Regions from separate parts of the Homo sapiens genome. Here all the other regions are linked to region 1. Evidence: chromatin contacts called from ENCODE Hi-C or POLR2A ChIA-PET data. All regions are on one chromosome and are shown on one strand. Each heading gives the region's core, a stretch centred on a gene start or an enhancer-like site at or near the end of the contact. The rest is flanking DNA. Distances are from core to core; before and after follow the strand shown.

Region 1 (3,373 bases), core at 408-2,907:
TGAAATGGAAAGACAGATGTTCCACACTGCTGAAGTCTGGACAGCACCTCTGAAGCCCTGGAGATGGTCTCTTCCATTCCTCTGGTGATGTCCACCTACTCCTCAAATGTAGCATCAAGGAACTTCAGCTGCTTCCTTGGCTCAACTGGATTCCAATTTTATCCTTCCCTTTAGTCCCTCAGAAATAAGCAGCGTAGGAATAATTCCCTTCCTGGGGATATCAGCTCATTCCTCTAGTTTATTTGCTGCCCCTTAAAGGAGTACCTTAACCTGGGGTACCTGTGATTATTGACCCTAGAATGGGTCCATCATAGATTCTGGGACAGCAGGTGTCTCCTGGGATTGTCCCAGGCAAACCAGGACATAAAGTCACCTTACCTAGGTGGGTAATAGCCACCTAACTGACTTGTAAGAGTGAAATGAATATACCCCCAAGTACAGTGAGTGGTCTAATCAGGGGTTTGATTTAGTGAATTGCCGCTAATGACACTGGTCCTTTGGTGTTTCAAGCCTCTGCACCCTATTTGGGCCTCCCTTCTACTTATGCCTTTCTTCTTTTCTCTATTCCTTTACCTTTTGTCGTTGGCGTGTTACCGTCTTCATTTCTGCCACTAGACCTATGCCCCCTGACTGCCTGGGATTAACAGAGGCTTTTACAACTCTGCTTACCCTCTTTTTCTTGATTCTAGGGCTGGTACGAGCCAAGCCCATTATTCTAGGTCCTAATCTGTTTGGTGGAGTTGTTACTCCACTTCTCTGACCTTGCGCGTAGGGCCTGGGCACTCCTAGGAATTAGGGGCAGGGTGGGGTTAGGGCTGAAACCCATTTGCTCCGACACTCCTGTTTTATGTTCTATTAACTTTATTCCTCAGGGGAATACTTCCCTTTGCAGCCTTCTGTATTTCACCCTTGGGTTCATGTACAAGGATCTCACAATTATCAGTGGAAACATACCCTGAAATCTTCAGGCTAGAGGCAGTCACTTTCAGGACCACAGAAGTCCCTGCCTGGTGGCTGCTTGCCTCCAGAAAGGAGAGCAGGAGTGACTGCCACATTGTCATGGCGGGAGCGCGTGGGGGCCGGTGTCTGTGAAGCCGGGGAAGAGTGGGGTCCTGTGGAATATGAGCAGGGCAGGAAGCCCCAGCCTGAGCCTGTGGTGTGTTTGGGGCCGAATATTGTCCCCCCCCCGCCCCCGCCCACGAAAAAAACTCCTGCGCTCCCAGAAGGTGAGAGTACCGAGATTAGTCATGCAGGGCCGCTGAGTGTGACTTCCAGCCCTCCAGCGTCTCGTGTCCCGCCCGTGTCGGAGCCCATGGCTTTTTAGGACAGGAAGCGCTGCGGGGTAGTGCGGGCAGGCAGGCACGTCACACCGGACAGCGTCGAGATTGCTGCTTTCGGTTCCCCAGCGGGTGGTGAGGCAGAAAGTGCAGGGCGGAATGAGGAGCCCCAGCACCTCAGAGCTGTCGGGCAGTGGCGGGGAAGCAAAGCACAGGAGCGCTGTGGTGCCAGCGGCCGGGCTAGGGACGACTGGCGGGTTTGCGCTGGACCCGACCCCGAGGGCGGGCGCAAGGGGGCGGGCGCTGCCGTACTCAGGCCGCGGGGCCAGGGCGGGCCGGCCGGCGGGGCATTTAAACCCCGCTGACAGCCAGTCCAGCCCGGGACACGCGCCCAGCTCTGTAGCCTCCTCCGTCGACTCAGCCTTAGGTACCGGTCAGGCAAAATGCGGTCCTCCCTGGCTCCGGGAGTCTGGTTCTTCCGGGCCTTCTCCAGGGACAGCTGGTGAGCGGGGCAGGGGAGGGAGGCGTGCCGGGACCTCCTGGGCTCGGGGCTTGCAGGGGCCGCGGGGGGCCTCGGAGATCACCCCAGATCGGCCCCGGCGTCGCCGCGTGGCCAGGGGTGCTGGGGGGACTTGGTCCCGAGCTCCTCCAGCGGCGCCCGCCTCGGAGGTTGATAACCCTCCCTGCCCAACTCCGCCCGCGCTCCCCCAGACCCCGCGACGCTGGCTCGGTGACACTGGGGAAGAACAGGCTGCCAGGGAGGGTCTCCATCGTTTCCCGTTTCCATCCTCCCCTCCTAACACACATCCGGGGCGCCTTCAGAGCGCCTTTCTGTCGTTGGGCAGCTGGGGAACCTGGGCTCGAAGGCTGGGGAACCGAGGCCAGGGGATGGTAGAGGAAAGGGGTTGCCACTGGGGTTTGTGAGTGTCCCTCTTGGTCTCCTTTAGCCCTCGAACACCAAGGCCAGAACTCAGTGGTCCTGGGAGCTCGTCTCGAGGCCTTTCAGCACCTGGAAAGGGCACAGCTCTCAGAGCAGAGCAGGGCAGCCCCTCGGCAGTGGGAGAAGGGCTTCACAGAGGTTCTCTTCCTGACCGCAGGGACCACATGTTGGGCTGCAAGGTGGGGTGGAGGGGTTTCAGCCACTCTTCCTTAGAGGCGGTCAACCATTGGAGCAGTCCGTTTGGTCTGCACAGTTTTTAAAATATTGTGTTAGTTGCCATTATTTACAAATCATAAAATTTAACAAAAATAGCTAGATTCCAGACTTCTCTTGAACAATAGACGACGTGGACCGGGCATGGTGGTTCATGCTTGTAATCCCACCACTTTGGGAGGCCAAGATGGGAGAATTACATGAGGCCAGGAGTTCGAGACCAGCCTGGCCAACATCGTGAGACCACCCCTCCATTCCCCCCTCACACCCCTCCCTGTCTCTAGAAGTAAAAAAAGGAAAGAAAAGAAAAATGGATGATGTAGCAATACTGGGCCTAAATTTCCAAATTAAATGAATAGGATTGAGGAGTCCCCTTTAGATAGGGCAGGTGCTATTAAAGTGGCCAATTTGTCCTGGTTTTGAAACAGTCTTTTGTCGGCAACCCTCTCAATCCTGGGCAAAATGAGACAATTGGCTACCCTACACACTTTTTAATTGTTGAGAGCTCTCATCAATTCTAACCTTCTTCACTCGTTTAGATTATTTACCTAGTCTTTTTTGAGTTGGAGACTGTTAAAAGATATTTTTCAGAAAAAGATTAAAATCCTGACTCTCACAAAGACATAAGAATGAACCCATGTTAAAGATTTTCTTTTACTCATAATAAAGGAGGCAGAAGATGTTATAATCGGTTCAAAAGAGAATCTAGAGAGGGGGATTGGGGAATTATTGTTTAATGGGTATGGAGTTTCAGTTTGGGAACATGAAAAAGTTCTGGAAATGGATGATGGTGATGGTTGAGAGACAATGTGAACATACTTAATGCCACCTAAATGTAGACTAAAAATGGTTAGAATGGCAAAATTTATGTTATGTATATTTTACCACAATTTTAAAAAGAGAATCTAAAGAACATATTCATTTATAGGTTAGGAATATTGAG
Region 2 (3,373 bases), core at 566-3,065, 450 kb after region 1:
GGGGGTCAGAAAATATGGCATTTTGAAATGCTGAGTACTTTGAACTAAAGAAGCAGCCTCTGGCAGAGTACAATGGCTCACACCTGTAATCCTAGCATTTTGGGAGGCCAAGGTGGGAAGAATTGTTTGAGCCCAGGAGCCTAAGACCAGCCTGGGCTACATAGTGAGATCCTGTCTCTACAAAAAAATTTAAAAATGGGCTGGACATGGTGGCACATGCCTGTGGTCCCAGCTACCTGGGGGGCTGAGGTGGGAGAATCACTTGAGCCTGGGAGGGTGAAGCTGCAGGGAGCTGTAATGGTGCCACTGCACTCCAGCCTGGGTGACAGAACAATATCCTGTCTCAAAAAAACAAACAACAACAAAAAACAACAACAACAAAAAAAAGCAAAACAAAATTTTTTAAAGGAAAGGGCCTCAGAACCAAGGTCTCTCTGACCTTTCCCTGCTTACTATGTCTTGATTCTCTTTTTCTCCCAAAGCATAGGGAAGCACTTTCTCTGACATTTCCTTTATCTGACTAAGAGAAATCCCTCCAGAAGAAATGAAGTGTCATGAACTCACTCCCTGGAATCTATATGATCTCTAAGAGAGGAGACTAAATGTCTCCACATCTAGGACATCATGCCCAGACAGACTTTTCACTTATGCTTCTGAGAGCTACCTGAGAGACTTCTTCTGCATAATAAGACAACCTTTGCTTGCAGTGCTCTTCCTCCCCTCACTCTCCCACAGCTTGTTGCCACCACCCTCCAGGAGTCTTTAAGCTTCTAATTCTTTTTTTTTTTTTTTTTTTTTTTGAGACAGGGTCTCACTCTGTTGTCTAGGTTGGGGTGCAGTGGGTGCAATTACAGCTCACTGTACTCACTGCAGCCTTGATCTCCCTGGTTCAAGTGATCCTCCTACCTCAGCCACCTGAGTAGCTGGAACTACAGGGGCATGCCACCACACCCAGCTAAGTTTTGCATTTTTGGTAGAGATAGGGTTTTGCCACATTGGCCAGGCTGATCTGGAACTACTGGGCTCAAGCCATCCTCCCACCTCAGCTTCCCAAAGTGCTAGGATTACAGGTGTGAGCCACTGTGCCAAGCTAATTTTTTCTGTAGCTCACAATGCTATTTAAGCTTCAACCATCTGGCCCTCCTTTGTGTCTCATATTTTGTGGAACTCCTATACATATGCATGTAATAAATTTGTATGCCTTTTCTCCTGTTAATCTGTCTACTGTCAAGTTTATTCCAGAGATTATCGAGCCTTTAAAGGGTGGAAGGAGAGTTCCTTTCACTCCTACAAACCCAAATGTCCATCAAGGGATAAATGGATAAACAAATTGTGGTATATCCATGCAATGAAATGTCATTCAGCCATAAAAAGAACAAAATACTGATACAATGCTACAACACAGATAAGCTTGAAAGCATTATGTTGAGTGAAAGACAGCAGACACAGAAAGGCACATGGTACGTAATTTCATGTACATGAAATGTCTACATAGTGTCAATTGAAGAAAATGATGAGACAAGTCTCAATCATTTTAGATTTATTTGCCAAAGTTAAGGACGCATCCTGGAGACAGGTCTATGCCTTTCTCTGAAGATGATTTTGAGGCTCCAAATTTAAGGGGGAAAGGGTGGGATATTGAGAAGCACACAGTTTTCACATAAGCAAAAGGGGCAAAGGAAAAATGTGGGGAATCTGCATTTTACATAAGATAACACAGACAAAATGGAGTAGGGGAAAAATCAGATATTCATTTGTGTCTGGCAGGCCTGCACCTGTAAAGATGACCTAACAATTTGCATTGCCATAGTGACGTTTTAACAGCTCACTGGGAATTTCCCCATATTTTGCCCACAAGGAAATTCCTGGTGAGCTGCTAAAACATCACTGTGGCATGCAAATTGATAGGTTATCTTTACAGGTACAGGCCTGCCAGACACAAATGCATATCTGATTTTTGACTTTTCCCTTTGGCTAAATGACTCTGGGGTCCCAAAATGTAATTTCTTTTCACAATAGAAACATAAAGTAGATTGGTGGTTGCCAGGGGCTGTGGAGAGTGACTGCTAACGGATGTGTGGTTTCTTTAGTTTGGCAGGGTGTGTGTGTGGCGGGGGGTGGGATGATGAAAATGCACTAAAATTAAATTGTGGTAGATAGTAAAAGGAAGTAGTTATGTGATTGTTGCACAACTCTGTGACTATACTAAAAGCCACTGAATTGTGTAGTTTAAAAGGGTGGCTGGTTGGGCGTGGTGGCTCACGCCTGTAATCTCAGCACTTTGGGAGGCCGAGGCAGGCGGATCACCTGAGGTCGGGAGTTCAAGACCAGCCTGACCAACACGGAGAAACTCTGTCTCTACTAAAAATACAAAATTAGCCAAATGGGGTGGCACATGCCTGTAATCCCAGCTATTTGGGAGGATGAGACAGGAGAATCACTTGAACCTGGGAGGCGGAGGTTGCAGTGAGCCAAGATTGCGCCATTGCACTCCAGCCTGGGCAACAAGAGCAAAACTCCATCTCAAAAAAAAAAAAAAAAAAAGTGTGGCTGGATGCTGTGGCTCATGCTTATAATCCCAGCACTTTGGAATGCCAAAGCAGGAAGATTGCTTAAATCCTGGAGTTCAAGACCAGACTGGCCAACATAGCAAGACCCCATCTCTACAAACAAGTTTTTTTTTAATTAGCTGGGTAGGGTGGCACACACCTGTGGCCCCAGCTACTTGGGAGACTAAGAAGGCAGGAGGATCACTTGACCCTAAGGGGTAGAGGCTGCAGTGAGTTGTGATCACACCACTGCACTCTAGCCTGCACAGCAGAACAAGACCCTGTCTCTAAATAATAAATGAAAAGGTAAATTTTATGGTATGTGATTATATCTCAGTAAAAGTGTGATTTTTTAAAAAGTCAATGAATCTTAAACAAATAAGCAAACAAAAGCTTAGTCAGGTCTCAGGTGATGCTACACTACTACCCAAACAGATTCATTTCTAAAAAGCAAGCAGCGTAACAAGAGCAGCCATTTATGTGCTTACTATGTAAGGAGCTTTACCTAACAATACTGTTTGTTAAACTTTTCATCTCATTTTATTTGCACAATGACCTTATAAAGTATGTATGATTACCCTTTGTTTAGGAAAATGAGAAAACAGGCTCTCAGGGATGGGATAATTTGTTCAAGGCTCACACAGCTAAGAAGGGGTAAGGCAGGAGTTCTAACCCAGAGAGCCATCTGACTCCAAAGTTCAGGATAGCCACGTTCCCACTATGTTCATCAAAAAAAACAAGAATGAGCCAGGCGCTGTGGCTCACGCCTGTAATCCCAGCACTTTGGGAGGCCGAGGCGAGCAGATTATCTGAGGTCAGGAGTT
Region 3 (3,373 bases), core at 605-3,104, 440 kb before region 1:
CAAAGAGCTGATAGATGGTTTCCTATTGTCACTGGGTCAAAGTCCAACTCTTCAGTTGGTACACAAGACTTTTCATGACCCAAAAAACCCTACTTACTGCTTCAGTCTCTCTTCTTGCTTCTCTCTACACACATCTTTCACACTGATCAACTACTTGCAGTTCCCATACTGAGCCTTTGCATATGCTGTCTCCACCATCCAGCATGCCCCCCTTTGTTCTTCACTGGGCCAACCAACCACTACCTCTCCTTCAGAGTCTGCCCAGATGTATCTCCTTTAAGAAACCTTTCCTATCTCCTCCCTCCTTCCCTGAGTGCTGCCAAATAAAATAAAACCTACCTCTGAAACAAACTTATTATACCATATTAACATTGCCAATTTACTTGTCTGTCTTTCCTTCTTAAATTAAGGTTCTTAAAGGTGGTATCATAATAGGCACTAGGTAAATATTCTTCTAAACAAATAAGGACTGAATGAGTTGCTCAGTGGCATGACCTTTGTGGAGCACACATATCCAGCCTCTGAACAGTCCTATATGGAAAAAGCTTTGGACGCAAAGATATGCTTTTAATGGAATTGACCAAAAAGTCAAAGAACATGGAAATAATTATGCAAAATATAATATAGCCATAACTGGAATATTAACCAGCCACTTAAAATTATGCTTATAAGGAAGCTATACTAACATTTGTGAAACTGAAATGATACAATGGTAAATGAACAAAAAGAAAACTTTATTTTCAGTATTGTCTAACCTATACAAAAATGCATAAAATATTAGACACATATACTAACATGGTAAAAGTAGTTCATTCCAAGTGGTAGCATTATGGATTTTTAAACCTTTCTTGTACTATATTTTCTAAATTTCTAAAGTTCGAATGAAATGTTTTGTAAGTGTAAGGAAATGTGTCCAATGAAGAAGAAACAAAAAATATCTTCATGCAAATCCCACTAAAGTCCATTGGCCAAAACAGCCTGCAAACTAGGACAAAGGATAGCACTTTTCTTCCCCCTAGATGTGATACATGTATATGAAAATAAATAATACAAATAAAGTCAGACCCCAAAGCCCGCAAGGACAAAATACAGCAGAACAGCAAATTTTTTTTTTGAGAGAAAAAACTAGAGAGTTACTGAACTAGTTATTGGCATCGCTGGAAGAAGATGCAAGCAAGCCTTCTGCCATCCAGCCTGGGTCACTTACCAATACCGCACCCTAAAGATTTTTCTATCTTCCCTAATTTTAAATAGACCTTGGTTGTAAAGTTAGAACCATATACATGTACATATTATGTACAGAAATACACTTCTGGTTTCACTAGACAAACATTTACTGAGTGCCTACTTAGTGCTAGTATTAAAACTGCGTGTTAAATCTCTCATCTTCCCTACTAGAAAGAGCCAAGGCCTTTCTTCCTGTTCACTACTGTGTTCCCAGCTCCTGGGAAGATGATAGCATTAGGAGGCCCTGCAAACACATTTCTGTGAGCTGCAGAAAGGAACGAAGCAGGGAAAGAAGCAGAGTCCCAGCACTTGGGCTCACTTTGTCCTACAGTCTGGGAAAGCCTGTCTGCACGAAGCATGAAAAACGTATTAAAACGCAGTGGCCCAGCGGGGGAGCGTGAATGAGAGCTCGCATTGGTAAGCTTCTTGTTAGTTCGTTGGTTCAACTATAGTACCCTTCAGCTAAGCACACGGCCGCCGGCCCTCCCTCCTCTCCTCATCCAGCACTAGCCCCCAGCTGTCTCTTTCCTCCCGGTGCCCACGATCGCACCGCCCAGACCACCCTACTCTCCCTGCCCCGGAAGTTACACACTGCCGACACCGGGACGTAACTTCCGGGAAGGGCTTACTTCCAAGACAGACACGGAAGTGCTGGGAGGCGCCGGGAGCCCGTTCGGTTGCGGGTGTCTCTGGCCCTGCGGTCAGCCCTGGGAACGTCCCGGAGAGCTAGATTCCTAGAGGCCCGATTCCGCTAGCCCGGAACAGACAAAGCCAGCGCTCCCGCCCGCTCCCCGACTTAGGATCCGATGCCGGCAGCGTCCTGGGGCCCCCGTAGCGGGGCTGGACCATGAGCCTGCTGGACGGCCTCGCTTCCTCGCCGCGGGCTCCGCTGCAGTCCAGCAAGGCCAGGATGAAAAAGCTCCCGAAGAAGAGCCAGAATGAGAAGTACCGGCTGAAGTACCTGCGGCTGCGCAAAGCGGCCAAGGCCACGGTGTTTGTGAGTCTGACCCACGTTCAGCCGGTCCCCTCCTGGAGACTCCCTCACAAAATCTTTCCCCAAGCTGTTCCCCCTTCCCAGTGTGACAGTATTAATACAGTGTTGGCTTTTCCGTATACGTTACTACTTGTTAGCCTTGTGTCCTTGGACAAATTACGTAATTTCTCTGTGTCCTCATCTGTAAATGAGCTAGTAACTGTCTTGCAGAATAATGAATATTAAATGAGTAAAGAAAAGTGCTTGGTGCGTAAAAGACATACCAATAAATTTTAGTCATCGTTGTTACTGCAGGACTCTAGGAAATGTGTTTGATTCTCGAGATACAGCCCTGAGAATTAGGCATTATTTGTAAAATGAGAACACTGAAGCCCAGAGAGATGATTTGCCCAAGGGTACTGTGTCAGAGCCCTGACTCCAACTTAGATAAACCTGATTCCGTTTTATGACTTCCAGTACACAGACTATTTTCTGAGCACCTCAAATCCCCATAACTGACCCTTTGCCCAAAGAGGTACATGAAACTGTCAGTAATTTCCCCCCTCTAACCTTTGAGTGTTCCAAGTGTTTCTTCCTTTCTTTTATTGTAGAAGCACTGGATTTATTGAGTGAATAAACTTAATATAGCTTGCCAGCCATAACTTTATATTAGAATAGTTTGGCTTGCCTCAGTGCTTGGAAATAGGGGTGGAGTCCTCAAATGTCCCCCCACATCCAAGTCAACAGTTCATCTCTTCTCTCTACCAAAAGCTTGAACGTCTCTCAGCATTTTTGGAAGCATAAGGAAAGGTTCAGAAATTAGAATACACATTCCAAAAGCACTTATTCAGCACTTGCTATGTGTATTGCTTGCTATTTGCACTGGAGAGAAACAAGAAAAGTAAAACTAAGAGAACTTAGCATCTGATTGACTGTTCCCTTTCTTTTATCCCCTATACGTCAAAGGTACCTAAAGCTTGGAATTTATGTTATTTCAAGGATATTGGTTCCATCAAATACATAATGAAGATTTTGTGAAGAAAAAGCGATGTTGTTTTGAACATTGAGAGTTTGAAGTTCCACCTATGGGGGCATTCAGATTCAGCATTCCCTTCAGGATTGGTGCTTGGGAGATAGATTGAGTCATCATTTACAAAAAAAAAAAAAAAAAAA
Region 4 (3,373 bases), core at 540-3,039, 390 kb before region 1:
ATATCTTTAGTAGAGACGGGGTTTCACTACGTTGGCCAGGCTGGTCTCGAACTCCTGACCTCATGATCTGCCCACCTTGGCCTCCCAAAGTGCTGGGATTACAAGCATGAGCCACCGCGCCTGGCCAATTTTTTTGTATTTTTAGTAGAGACGGGGTTTCGCCATGTTGGCCAGGCTGGTCTTGAACTCCTGACTCTAAGTGATCCGCCCACCTCAGCCTCCCAAAGTGCTGGGATTAAAGGTGTGAGCCAACATTTGGATTTTTTAGGTCTTCAGTTTTTTCCTTCATTTGGGGCTGGAGTAGAAAAACAGGAATTAGTGTTATGGGGAAGAGAGGGCAGTGGTTGCCTCTGGTGAGGAGCTCCGGATGCATTGGCGAGGAGCACAATGGCAGGCTCAATAGACTGGCAATGTTCTAGTTCTTAAGTTGGGTACTGCTCTCATGGGTGTTCATTTTATTGTGTCATTGTTACATATAATTTTGTACATCTCAAGCATTACATGGTAAACATGGGCACAGGGAGAATGACTTAAAGGAAAAACGTCAGGATACGCAACCAAGTAGAGTACTAATGAATGAAAAATGTGATCAATGTTAATGAAGGTGATGTAACAATAAGACCCAAAGGAGGAGATAAAATACTGACACTAAAATAAACAGCCTTTAACTGAAAACCTAATAAAATATCTTTTCCCCACCTCATAAGATGGATCTCAAAGGTCACTGAGTGGAGATAAGAGTCAGGAAATGGCATACAGAGTGCTAGCATTTTGCACTTTTGTTAGACTCTGAACAATCATTTATGGGCTGCAGTTTGTCTGAATCTAGGTACTTTTCCGGCTCTCAGGTAGAGCAGGAGTCATTTTTCTGCACGCTGTTCTCCTACCCCAACTATCATTTCTTAACAGGGATCTCTGGGGTCCACTCTTTGAGTGTTTTGAAACAGAAAGGAAGAAATCCAACATTATCACTTTAGTTTGCATTATCAGACAGATTGCACCTTCTGCTTTCTCCATACTGTGACCCAGTGTCCAGCCTAGGGTATTCGAATGGCAAGATCTGACCTGCGCAACAGCCAAAGGGAGCCACCAGCCTCCCCTATGCCACTCACATTTTCCCACCACCAATATCTGTAAGCGGTACCAGAAATCAAAACTGAGCCTTAAATAGTCAGAGCTAGTGAGGGGGTTGTATTTCTTAGCCCTGATAACCACTTAAACGAGTAAAATTTAATTCCCCTAAGGAACCCCGCCTGAAGCAAACCCTCCCCAAGGGCACCACTGAGGGGGTAGCGCTGAAATGTTTTGGAAGATTCAGTCACCTGTTTCCAAATATTACCTAACTAGCTTCGCCTCCTTCCCTCCGAGCTCCCCTGCAGTTACTCCAGGACCCCGAAGGCCTCTTTCTGGGCACATTTGGGCCTCCCCACTCAGACAAGCCGCACTTTCTCCCTGCTCACAGGCTGCATGTCAGGGATGGTAAGTGGGGGGTGGAGAAAGTGGAGAGGCCGGGGTTCAACCCAGCAGACTCCTGCAGACCGGGCCTCGGTCGGAGACGCGAGCCCCTAGCCTAGCTAGGTTCCTTCGTCGACCTTGAGAAAGGGGCGCGGATCCGTGTCCCGCAGAGGACACGGGGTCTCGGAGCCCGCACAGGCTGAGGGGCAGGGGTCCGGCCGAGCCGGGCCGCCTCACCTGCACTTCTGTCGGCCCACAGGATTAATGGCAGCACCAGCCCGAGTACAAGCCCCGGCGCGACCATGCTTGCAAGGATCTGACCGCCGCCTAGGACTGGGAAAGTGGGTTCCCGGCAGGGGCGGGGCCTGGGCGGGGGCGAGGCCGACTCCACCCTTTTGCAGTCCTCGCAGCCTCCCGCGACCTCAGGACTGGGCTGTACTCGCCCCTTCTCGGCCGCCGTAGTTTTTTTTTTTTTTTAAAGAAAAAACGGTTACCCAGCAACTAGAAAAACAACCGGAACCGGCGGCACCAGCTCGGAGAGAAAGGAGGTGAGGCCGCTTCCCCACTTCCTCTCCGATACCAAGACCTAGCCTTTTCCCTTCGTCTCTCTTATTCTCTCAGCATCCCAGACACAGCCTCGGAGCCCTGGGCCGTTTGGGAGCCGAGGCAGCCCATTCTGCGCGAGTCTGAAATCCCAGGTCCTCAACATCCCGCCCCCGACTAGACCCGTCTGCCCCCTCCGCCCGCCCTCCTCTGCCCACATTGGTTCAGAATCTCGCCAGCTCTTTTCACCACTCTAGAATGGTTCGATACCCCCATCTACTGCTCCCTCAGAAAAAGCAAAAGAGAGGAGTCAGGCGTGGTGGCGCGCGCCTGTAATCCCAATTGCTCGGGAGGCTGAGGCGGGATCATCGCTGGAGCCCAGGAGTTCGAGGCCAGAGACCCCCTCTCAAAGAAAAAAAAAGCGATGAAACGAGAACCCTCCATAGTCTGAGCCTCATTAAACCGTCCAGTTCTCCCAACCTGGACCCCTACCACGGCCTCCGCCTCTATTCCGCATTGACGCACACTCTCACATTAACAGGCCAGGTCCCGGAGGATTCTTTTCATACTCAGTAGTAGCTCAGCCCGCTGCTTAGCAGCTACCCTTAATCTAGCCCTTGTATTTCAAGACAGAAAGAGACAACCTGATCAAGAAGAAACCGAAAAATATAAGAATTCTAAAACTTTAGAGGCTGGGATTTCAAAATCATGACACACAGCCCCATCCCATCCCATCCCTCCCTCACACACACGCACGCACAACCCCATTCCACAGTACGAAGGTGTTCGAAGCATTGTGGGTCATGCTTCAGAAGTGGCAGCAAGGGGAAAGATTGTGCAACTTCTTCATTCAACAAATTAATTTCTAGAACCAGGACTAATTTCTACTCTTTAAAAAAAAATAGACCTCAAAGAAGGTCTTCTCAGCAATTGACAATGAATTTAACTTTTTAGCAATCATTCTCTCTAAATTCCTGTGTGATAGCAAAAATTACCCTTACCTTTTGAGCATATAAAGGGTAAAGAGAGAAAAAGTCATATTGAAAATTATGGGTTTTTTGCAGGATTTTAAATGATTTGGCCTAGTGAATGGGTCTGTGTTTGTATTATACTAATTCACAATGGAGATTTCAAAACTCTTTGGAAGAAATGGATGGGCTTGGGTTGTGTTAGGGAAAAAAGAATTCAAGTCCAGATGTATGAGTCTCAGAAATAATTTGTTGGCATAGTTGTGATTATATAAGTAAAATCAGACAAATTTAAAGACAGTACTCTTTAATGAATCTTTAGGTTCCATAGGCAGTTCTTACCAAGAAGATGTCGATTCCATTCTCCAACACCCACTACCGAATTCCACAAGGATTTGGGAATCTTC
Region 5 (3,373 bases), core at 279-2,778, 300 kb before region 1:
GTGACAGATGAGAATCATTTGGGAAGAGAAGTGGCCTGTGACTTGACAGTATTCAAAGCAGAGAATGTGAAAACAGAAATATGCTAACTTTTTTTTTTTTTTTTTTTTTTGAGACAGAGTCTTACTCCGTCGCCCAGGCTGAAGTGCAGTGGCTGGATTTTGGCTCACTGCAACCTCCACCTTGTGGATTCAAGCAATTCTCTTGCCTCAGCCTCCCAAGTAGCTGGGATTACAGGCGGGTGCCACCATGTCCGACTAATTTTTGTGTTTTTAGCAGAGACGGGGGTTTCACCATATTGGCCAGGCTGCTCTCGAACTCTTGGCCTCAAGTGATGTGCCCACCTCGGCCTCCCAAAGTGCTGGGATTACAGGTATGAGTCACTGAGTCAGGCCAGAAATATGCTAACTTTTATAAGTCGTGTGTGTTACTTCCCCTAAGCGTTTCCCAGTCCTCAACTTCCATTCTTCCCCTCCTCCTCTCCTCCCTCATAACCAAGTAAAATGCCTCTCACACTTTTACAGTATTTTGTGTGCTGGATTTTTAGGGAAAGCCGGCAAAAGATAATTGTTTGGGAAGTCTCCAATATCAGAACAAAAACTGAACTGGTGAAGACTTCTGCTTTTCCCTGAAACTCCTTCCCCGGCCCCCATTCCCTCTCCACCCCTCCCACCGCTACCAGCTCTTTGCTTACAACCCCCTCTGGGCGCAACTTGCCGCTGGCTGACAGGCGTTCTTCCCTCACCTGATCCTCCTTTTCTTTCTGTTTGAAGAACCACATCACAAAGGGCACCTCCCATGGCTGGGATGAAGACACCTCCCCGTGCAAGGTGTACCACGCTGGAAGCACCACTTCCCCTCCCTCCACCGCCTGCAACCGGTTGGCGGGCAAGTGCAGTTGCAGCTGGGCCCGCGAGGGGGGCGCTGGAGACAAGAGCGAGGCGTGAGTGCCCAGGACCGGCTCCCAGCTCCGCCCGCGGACCCTGCCCTACGCGGCTTCACCAGAGAGCGAGGAAAGTCGCTTTAACTGGAAAGAGGAACCTTGCGGGGTCCGGCCCCTGGAGGCCTCAAGGGGTGCCCAGGGACCACTGGCTCAGTGTCCTGCTTCCCATTTCATCACGACTTCTCTCCACCGCCAGCCTCTGCAGTTGTAGCGGGGATGGGGACACATTTATATGCATTTATTCGTATCCAGAGGCGCAGATTTCTGAGCATCAAAGAGAGGGGGCAGATTTCCAGCGAGGAGGGGAAGATATGAGAAGAAAGGGTGGACCGACTGTTTCTGTCGTACGCGCCACGTAGCCCACTTGCTTCCCTAGTTTTCCTGAGGGAGAGTAGGGATGCTGCTCCGGGCCGCCAGGGTCCCTCACTCCCGAGTTCTCAAAGGGCGGAGGGGTTTGGGAGGCCGTCTGGTTACCTATTAACCCTGCGGCTCCTTCTGAGCTTGCCAGGAGCTGGAGAGAGCAGAGCAGCCCAGCGCCCAAGCCTGACCCAGTGAATGCGATGCTCCCCGCCCTCCCGCGCAATCTCAGAGGCGGGCTTCCCTCGGAAAACGGAGGGTTGAAACCCAGAAAGCTCCTCGGAGCCCTTCTGGGGTTCGGGCGATCTGGGCAGAGAACTCTCGGGTGGCAAGGAATTAAGGGCAGCGCGAACGACGGTCTCTAGACAAGTATGAAGCCTCCCCTGAGTGTGTCCGGCGCTCAGGGGGTGGACCGGGGTGTTGGTTTCAAGGAGGGGGCCATCGTTTGCACCACGGCGTCCAGAAATACTCATCCTTTGCCCTTCGGGGAGGCAACAGAGCAGCCAACTGGTAAGCCCTTTGGGGAATAACCTTGGGCTTGCACACGGCCAGGCCTGAGGATGATCGCCGCTCCAGTCCCGGGCCCTACTCCCTCCAGGCCTCGGCCCTCTGCCTCGGAGCGGAAGACGCCACCTCCGCGTGGCGAGCAGGCGGCCAACGCCGCGGGAAGAGGCCGCAGCCAGGCCCCGCTCTCCACCCTCGCCCTAGGAGAGCCAGGCTGAAGGCCTCTAAGGGCTGGGAGCCGATCCGGCCAGGATGCAAGCCTCCCCCACCGCTTCCCGGCTGCGCCGTACAGAACCCCCACCTCTGTTACTTGGCCTTCGCAGCATCCCCCTTCCCATTTCCTGGAGGATCTCTGTGGTCTGGGCAGGAAATTTGTACCCAGTGATAAGGCAGAAGACAATGAAGGGGGGGCCACTAGACCGGAGGCTCTACGGGAGGAAACAATCCCCGCCTCAAGGAGCTGGACGCCCCCTGGGGACCCGGCCCGCTGGCCATTCCGCTGAGGCCGGGCACGCCTGGAGCCTGCAGGTGCTGCCGGCTCTCCCCCAGCCTTTCTACGACACACACCCGGCGGCCAGAAAGGGTTTCCGCCGGGAAACTGCCTGGGGCCCAGAAGGGGCGCGCCCTTCCTTCACCTTGTGGACCACCAGCGACCTCCCCAGGTCCCACATTTATAATTCCACTTTCCAGAAGGTAGAGGAGAGTTAAAAGAGATAGTAACGGACACACTGGGGTCTGGGCACATGCTCCTTGCCCTTCGCCCTGTCAGAAACTAGGAACAGAAGAGGGCCTGAGGCTTTTCTGCTCTCCCTCCTGGGTGTCTGCTGGCTCGGAAGTCACCAACTGGTCCGTTTTTTTCGGTCCCAGGGTCCACGGAGCCACTGGGAGAGAAAAGGAGTCTGGTTGGGTCTGATCGAAGGACACTGGGACAGCCCAAGAAAGGGACCCTTCCGGCCCACAGCCCTCTCCGAGGCCAGAGTGAGGGAGCCGGCAGGGGCCGAAGGAGAGCGAAATGGGCCCGCTCCCCGGGGCTATTTTTAGTCTCCCTCTTTCTCTGAGAAACTCCCCCCGCGGGCTTCTCACGCCCCAGGGGCAGCAGCACTGAGCCGCCGAGGAGCCTACTGAGCCGGAGAGCCTCCTCCAGAGCCCAGAAGAGCGGAGCCGGGCGCCTGCACGTTGCACCGGGGTCACCAGTGCCATTTAACCCTCGAGTGGCTGGCGGGAACTGGGCAACCCCCCAGGGGGACCGATTGGAACTTTTGAGTCCAGGTCTTCAGTCTGACAAACTGAGGCTCAAAGCTGGGGTAGGACAAAGGGTTGCAGATGAGCAGCAGGTGAAGCCTGGGACACTCAGGCAGTCAACTTGAACTGTCCTCCCTGGCTTCAGAGATTCCCCCAGCCCCCACCCCCCACAAGGAAGGGGGATAGAGTTGGGGTGGAATGCAGAAGGAACAGAGCTGAAGTTGAAGTTGGGAAAGGCGGGATGAGAAGTCTGAGGGATCCTGGAGCAGGCCCACCAAGCCCAGAGGGACAGAAGGCTACTTGTGGCCTTGGTGTGGCCTGGGGGGCTG
Region 6 (3,373 bases), core at 312-2,811, 260 kb before region 1:
TAAAAACTGGGAGAATCCTATCACAATCTTTTTAGCAGCCACTACGATGAGGAAATGAGCTTAACTAAAATACAACTCCTTATCTGCCAATAATACAAATATGAAAGCCTAGAGTCAGTTCTAGTAGCAAAATCTTAACCTGGCTAAGATTTCTAGCCCAAATTAAGCCTCTGCATTTAAACATGCAGGTACACAAGGACGGCCAGATGCACACTGAGAGTTCTACTTGTCACCACATCCGGCACAGAAACTGAAGCAGGGAAAAACTGGCTTTCCTGAAGGAGCTTCCTAAGAAACCGCAGGGCCTCAAGCCAATCTAACTCTGGAGGCATCGACAATCCAAATTCCAGACCAACTCTTGGCCAAGCTAACTTTTATGGTGTACACTAACTCCGCGGTAACAATACACAATCTGGCTACAATCAAGCCTTTCCAATTCTCCAAAGCATCTCTAGTCTTACTCGTCCTTCGTAGCTCAAGATAGAAGCAAAGCGACTGACACAAAGGCCAGTCGTCCCAAGGCGCTTTTTCTATGGCTCCGCTACGGCCACTTATTAACTATTCCTAAACTAGGGGCTCAATGCCCCCCCCTTCTGCCCTTCCTCAATCCTGCCCCGGCCGGTAAGCCTCTGCCTGGGAGCCCCTCCGCCTGGAACAAAGCGAGGGGCCCCGGCGGTGGGGGCAAGAGGCGCCAGCGGCACGGGGACTGCCGCACGGCGCACAATGAGAAACTACCAACTTCAGAGCGCAGGAACATCTCAATTGGCAAGAAAGAGGGGCGGCGGCAGGCACGCCCAACTTCAAACTCAGGAAACCTACGGGCTGGCGGCCATCTGGGAAAAAGCCCCCTTCCCAGGGAGAGAAGAAAAAGGCGGAGGAGATGCGAATCGCCCACCGGGCCCCGGAGGAGAGCCCTGCCCTCAGACCGGCCCCCGCCCCCGAGGCCCGCTTCCCCGCCTTCTCTCTGCCTCTGGTTCGCTGCCCCAGGCCGGGCGGCCGGTTACCTTGATGCGCTCCCGGCACTGGGACGGGGTCCGCTCGTAGCCCAGCTCGGCCAGGGCCCGGGACACGCGCTCGTACATGGCTGGCCCGGGGGCCTTGCTGCCGAACACCGTGCCGGCTCCCTCCAGCTGCTGGTACCGCGCCTCCACCAGCCGCTCGTTGCCCCACACTGCGATGAGCGCGTTCGTCTCGGCTGGCGTCCACGACATGCCCCGGCAGGCGGCGGCGGCGGCTGCCGCAGCCCCGCCACCGCCGCCACCAGGGGAGAAGGAGACCGAGGACGAGGCGGCGCTGCGGCCCCCCAGCCCCAGCCCGAGACCCCCGGACGCCGCTGCCCCCGAGCCCGCCGCACTGCCCGGCCCGAGCGGGGAGGCACCCCGAGGCGTGGAAGGGTCGGACAGCGATGGATTTCCGTCGCTCAGGCCACCAGGAGAAGCCGGGGAAAGCACCTCCATCTTCGGAATTTTTAGCGGCGAGTTGGCGGGCAGCTCCGAGCCACAGGGCGCAGCCATCTTCCAAGCGGCCGCCGCTGCACCGCCCGGAAGTGACGCGCCCGCGCATCCGGCCACCGCGGTCTCCGGGGCTGCCCTCGGGCCTGGCTCGCCCGCGGGCGGATGGCTCCGGGTCTCTGCTGCTGAGGATGTGGCTGCCGGGCGGAGGTCGTCCACTCCCCTGGGCCTTTCTCCGCGAGCCCTCCCACGCCGCCCGCTCCTCTCCCGGGGCGAAGGGCGGGGACGAGGCGCGCCGAAGCCCCGAGCTGAAGAGAAGGGTGGGGGCATGAGGGCGCTGGAGTGAGGAACAGATTGGAGCCTTCCCACTTCCTCTCCAATCTCAGCCCCCGGGAGGAGGGGTGAGGCCCTCGAGGGGGCCCGGAGTTAAGGAGGAATAGACCGTTTCTCTCTCTCCTGTCTCCCCCGCCTCTGCCCGTCTTCCCTCTAAGCCGGCCTCTAGGTGCAGAGGCTGACGTCCAGGATGGGGACCGGGGAAGCCTCTGGAGGGTATATCCGGGAAGGCACCAAGGCTGAAGTGAGAGCGGTTCTGGGGAAGGCTTTAAAAAGCAGATATGGACCAGGGTAGAGTTCGTACGCTGTAGCTTTTCAAGAACACCGATCTCATTAATTAAAGAACAGCAACTATTTAATTCCAGTTATAAACTATTGTTTTCCAGTTAGTCTGGGTAGGTGTGGCCGTTTGTAGAATAGTTAGATTACATTAGTCTATTGCGTTGGTACAGTTGTCTATAGCTTGAGCATATAAAAACTCCTGAGCCCAGCAGAAAAGTTACTTTCCAATACCAGTCTCCATCCTCCGTGCTTTGGAAGTTGCATCGTTTTCCGGTTTTTCGTACTCAAAGAACACTGTCAATTATGACAGCTCTGTGACCTCTGGTAATGAATTAGTGTATTAGTCACTCCTGAAACGTTCCTTAAAGTGCTGGAACTTAACAGTAGCACAGCACATCCAGTACACAGCTGTACCGTATTTCCATATTTTTCAAAGCTGAAAATCTTAATTGGATATCTTGGATCATTAACTTAAAACCTCAGCGGATTTTTCTTTCAAAGCAGACATAACTGAGGATGCTGACCAATGAATGCAAATAAACTATGCAATATTTTTTAAAATAACAAATGTATGTTAGTTTTTTTTAAGCTGAGGTCAACTATGTTTTGGGGGGTATGTGCTTTTTTAAATTATTGTTTTATTTCAATCGATTTTTGGGGGTAACAGGTGGCGTTTGGTTACATGAATAAGGTTTTTAGTGGTGATTTCTGAGATTTTGGTGCGTCCGAGCAATGTACACTGTATCCAATGTGTAGTCTTTTGTCCCTCATTAGCCTTCCCCTTACCCCTGAGCTCCCGAGTCCCCAAAGTCCAATGTATCATTCTTATTGAAGACAGCTAAATTTTTAACTCTGAGACTCACTGGAGAGAATGACTGGTTGTCTTTGGGTGTTACTGAAAAGCCAAAGGATTAAGCAATAGGGATAAAGTAGAGGAGGAGATAATTGTTCTCGTATGTCATATGAAAATGCTAACCATAGTTTGTAAGCTAACAGAAGAAGCCTGAGGAAGTTCCCGAATTTATGATATCCTCTTCCCTTTTTTCCAAAGAAAGATGCAGTCTAGCACCTCAGTTAAGAATATGGACTCTAAAGTCAGACTGCCAGGCTTCAAATTCCAGTTCTGCGACCTCAGCAAAGTTACTTAACCAAGCTCTCAGTGCCTTGTTTTCTTCATCTGTAAAATGAGGATGACGTCACAGCATTGTTGAGAGAATTAATACAGGTAAAGTCCTTAGAACGGTGCCTGGTTCACAGTAAACATTGTGTGAGGACTGTAAAAGAATCTGAAACATCTATCAAAACAA

Evidence for each region. Hi-C counts contacts between places; a loop is a spot of excess contacts on that map. ChIA-PET counts read pairs that join two places held with the same protein, here RNA polymerase II (POLR2A). Pooled maps may share reads with other maps.
Region 2: a loop to region 1 is called in a pooled map, with 4 times the contacts of the local background. The contact joins the enhancer-like site here to the promoter of SLC37A2 in region 1. A Hi-C loop is called at or near these places in 4 of 37 single-sample maps with no recorded cell type and 5 of 50 pooled maps. POLR2A ChIA-PET finds 5 or more read pairs at or near these places in 1 of 52 experiments (activated B cell).
Region 3: a pooled map shows a loop between it and region 1 (4-fold over the local background). The contact joins the promoter of TBRG1 here to the promoter of SLC37A2 in region 1. A Hi-C loop is called at or near these places in 1 of 37 single-sample maps with no recorded cell type and 6 of 50 pooled maps. POLR2A ChIA-PET finds 5 or more read pairs at or near these places in 2 of 52 experiments (A673 and PC-9).
Region 4: a loop to region 1 is called in a map with no recorded cell type, with 3 times the contacts of the local background. The contact joins the promoter of SIAE here to the promoter of SLC37A2 in region 1. A Hi-C loop is called at or near these places in 6 of 37 single-sample maps with no recorded cell type and 5 of 50 pooled maps.
Region 5: a loop to region 1 is called in a map with no recorded cell type, with 2.4 times the contacts of the local background. The contact joins the promoter of ESAM-AS1 here to the promoter of SLC37A2 in region 1. A Hi-C loop is called at or near these places in 11 of 37 single-sample maps with no recorded cell type and 6 of 50 pooled maps.
Region 6: a pooled map shows a loop between it and region 1 (3-fold over the local background). The contact joins the promoter of MSANTD2-AS1 here to the promoter of SLC37A2 in region 1. A Hi-C loop is called at or near these places in 8 of 37 single-sample maps with no recorded cell type and 7 of 50 pooled maps. POLR2A ChIA-PET finds 5 or more read pairs at or near these places in 2 of 52 experiments (K562 and OCI-LY7).

Annotation. Positions count from the first base shown.
Region 1 is chr11:125,061,648-125,065,020 of GRCh38, forward strand. It overlaps SLC37A2 (solute carrier family 37 member 2), which reads left to right and starts at 1,658. Exons shown (of 18, transcript NM_001145290.2): 1 at 1,658-1,779. The coding sequence starts at 1,721. RefSeq lists silencers at 1,467-1,656, 1,867-1,946.
Region 2 is chr11:125,512,601-125,515,973 of GRCh38, forward strand. No RefSeq gene overlaps it. Among named protein-coding and RNA genes, the nearest start is that of FEZ1, 18 kb to the left of the region's middle. Within about 2 kb of position 1,816, at least 9 of the 41 ENCODE cell types and tissues checked have a DNase peak (open chromatin) inside an H3K27ac peak, as active enhancers do.
Region 3 is chr11:124,621,010-124,624,382 of GRCh38, forward strand. It overlaps TBRG1 (transforming growth factor beta regulator 1), which reads left to right and starts at 1,855. Exons shown (of 9, transcript NM_032811.3): 1 at 1,855-2,224. The coding sequence starts at 2,075. LOC124902779 (a long non-coding RNA gene) reads right to left here and starts at 2,192. Exons shown (of 2, transcript XR_007062932.1): 1 at 1-2,192. RefSeq lists an enhancer at 1,932-2,001.
Region 4 is chr11:124,671,950-124,675,322 of GRCh38, forward strand. It overlaps SIAE (sialic acid acetylesterase), which reads right to left and starts at 1,790. Exons shown (of 10, transcript NM_170601.5): 1 at 1,693-1,790. The coding sequence starts at 1,759. It overlaps SPA17 (sperm autoantigenic protein 17), which reads left to right and starts at 1,955. Exons shown (of 5, transcript NM_017425.4): 1 at 1,955-2,003; 2 at 3,289-3,373. The coding sequence starts at 3,316. RefSeq lists silencers at 1,726-1,845, 1,818-1,976 and an enhancer at 1,886-2,065.
Region 5 is chr11:124,757,606-124,760,978 of GRCh38, forward strand. It overlaps ESAM-AS1 (ESAM antisense RNA 1), which reads left to right and starts at 1,529. Exons shown (of 2, transcript NR_120577.1): 1 at 1,529-1,808. It overlaps ESAM (endothelial cell adhesion molecule), which reads right to left. Exons shown (of 7, transcript NM_138961.3): 2 at 744-922. RefSeq lists enhancers at 623-782, 2,276-2,345.
Region 6 is chr11:124,798,867-124,802,239 of GRCh38, forward strand. MSANTD2-AS1 (MSANTD2 antisense RNA 1) reads left to right here and starts at 1,562. Exons shown (of 5, transcript NR_103862.1): 1 at 1,562-2,390; 2 at 3,118-3,291. MSANTD2 (Myb/SANT DNA binding domain containing 2) reads right to left here and starts at 1,540. Exons shown (of 4, transcript NM_001308027.2): 1 at 1,005-1,540. The coding sequence starts at 1,514. RefSeq lists silencers at 183-232, 463-542, 943-1,182, 1,223-1,892 and an enhancer at 1,119-1,726.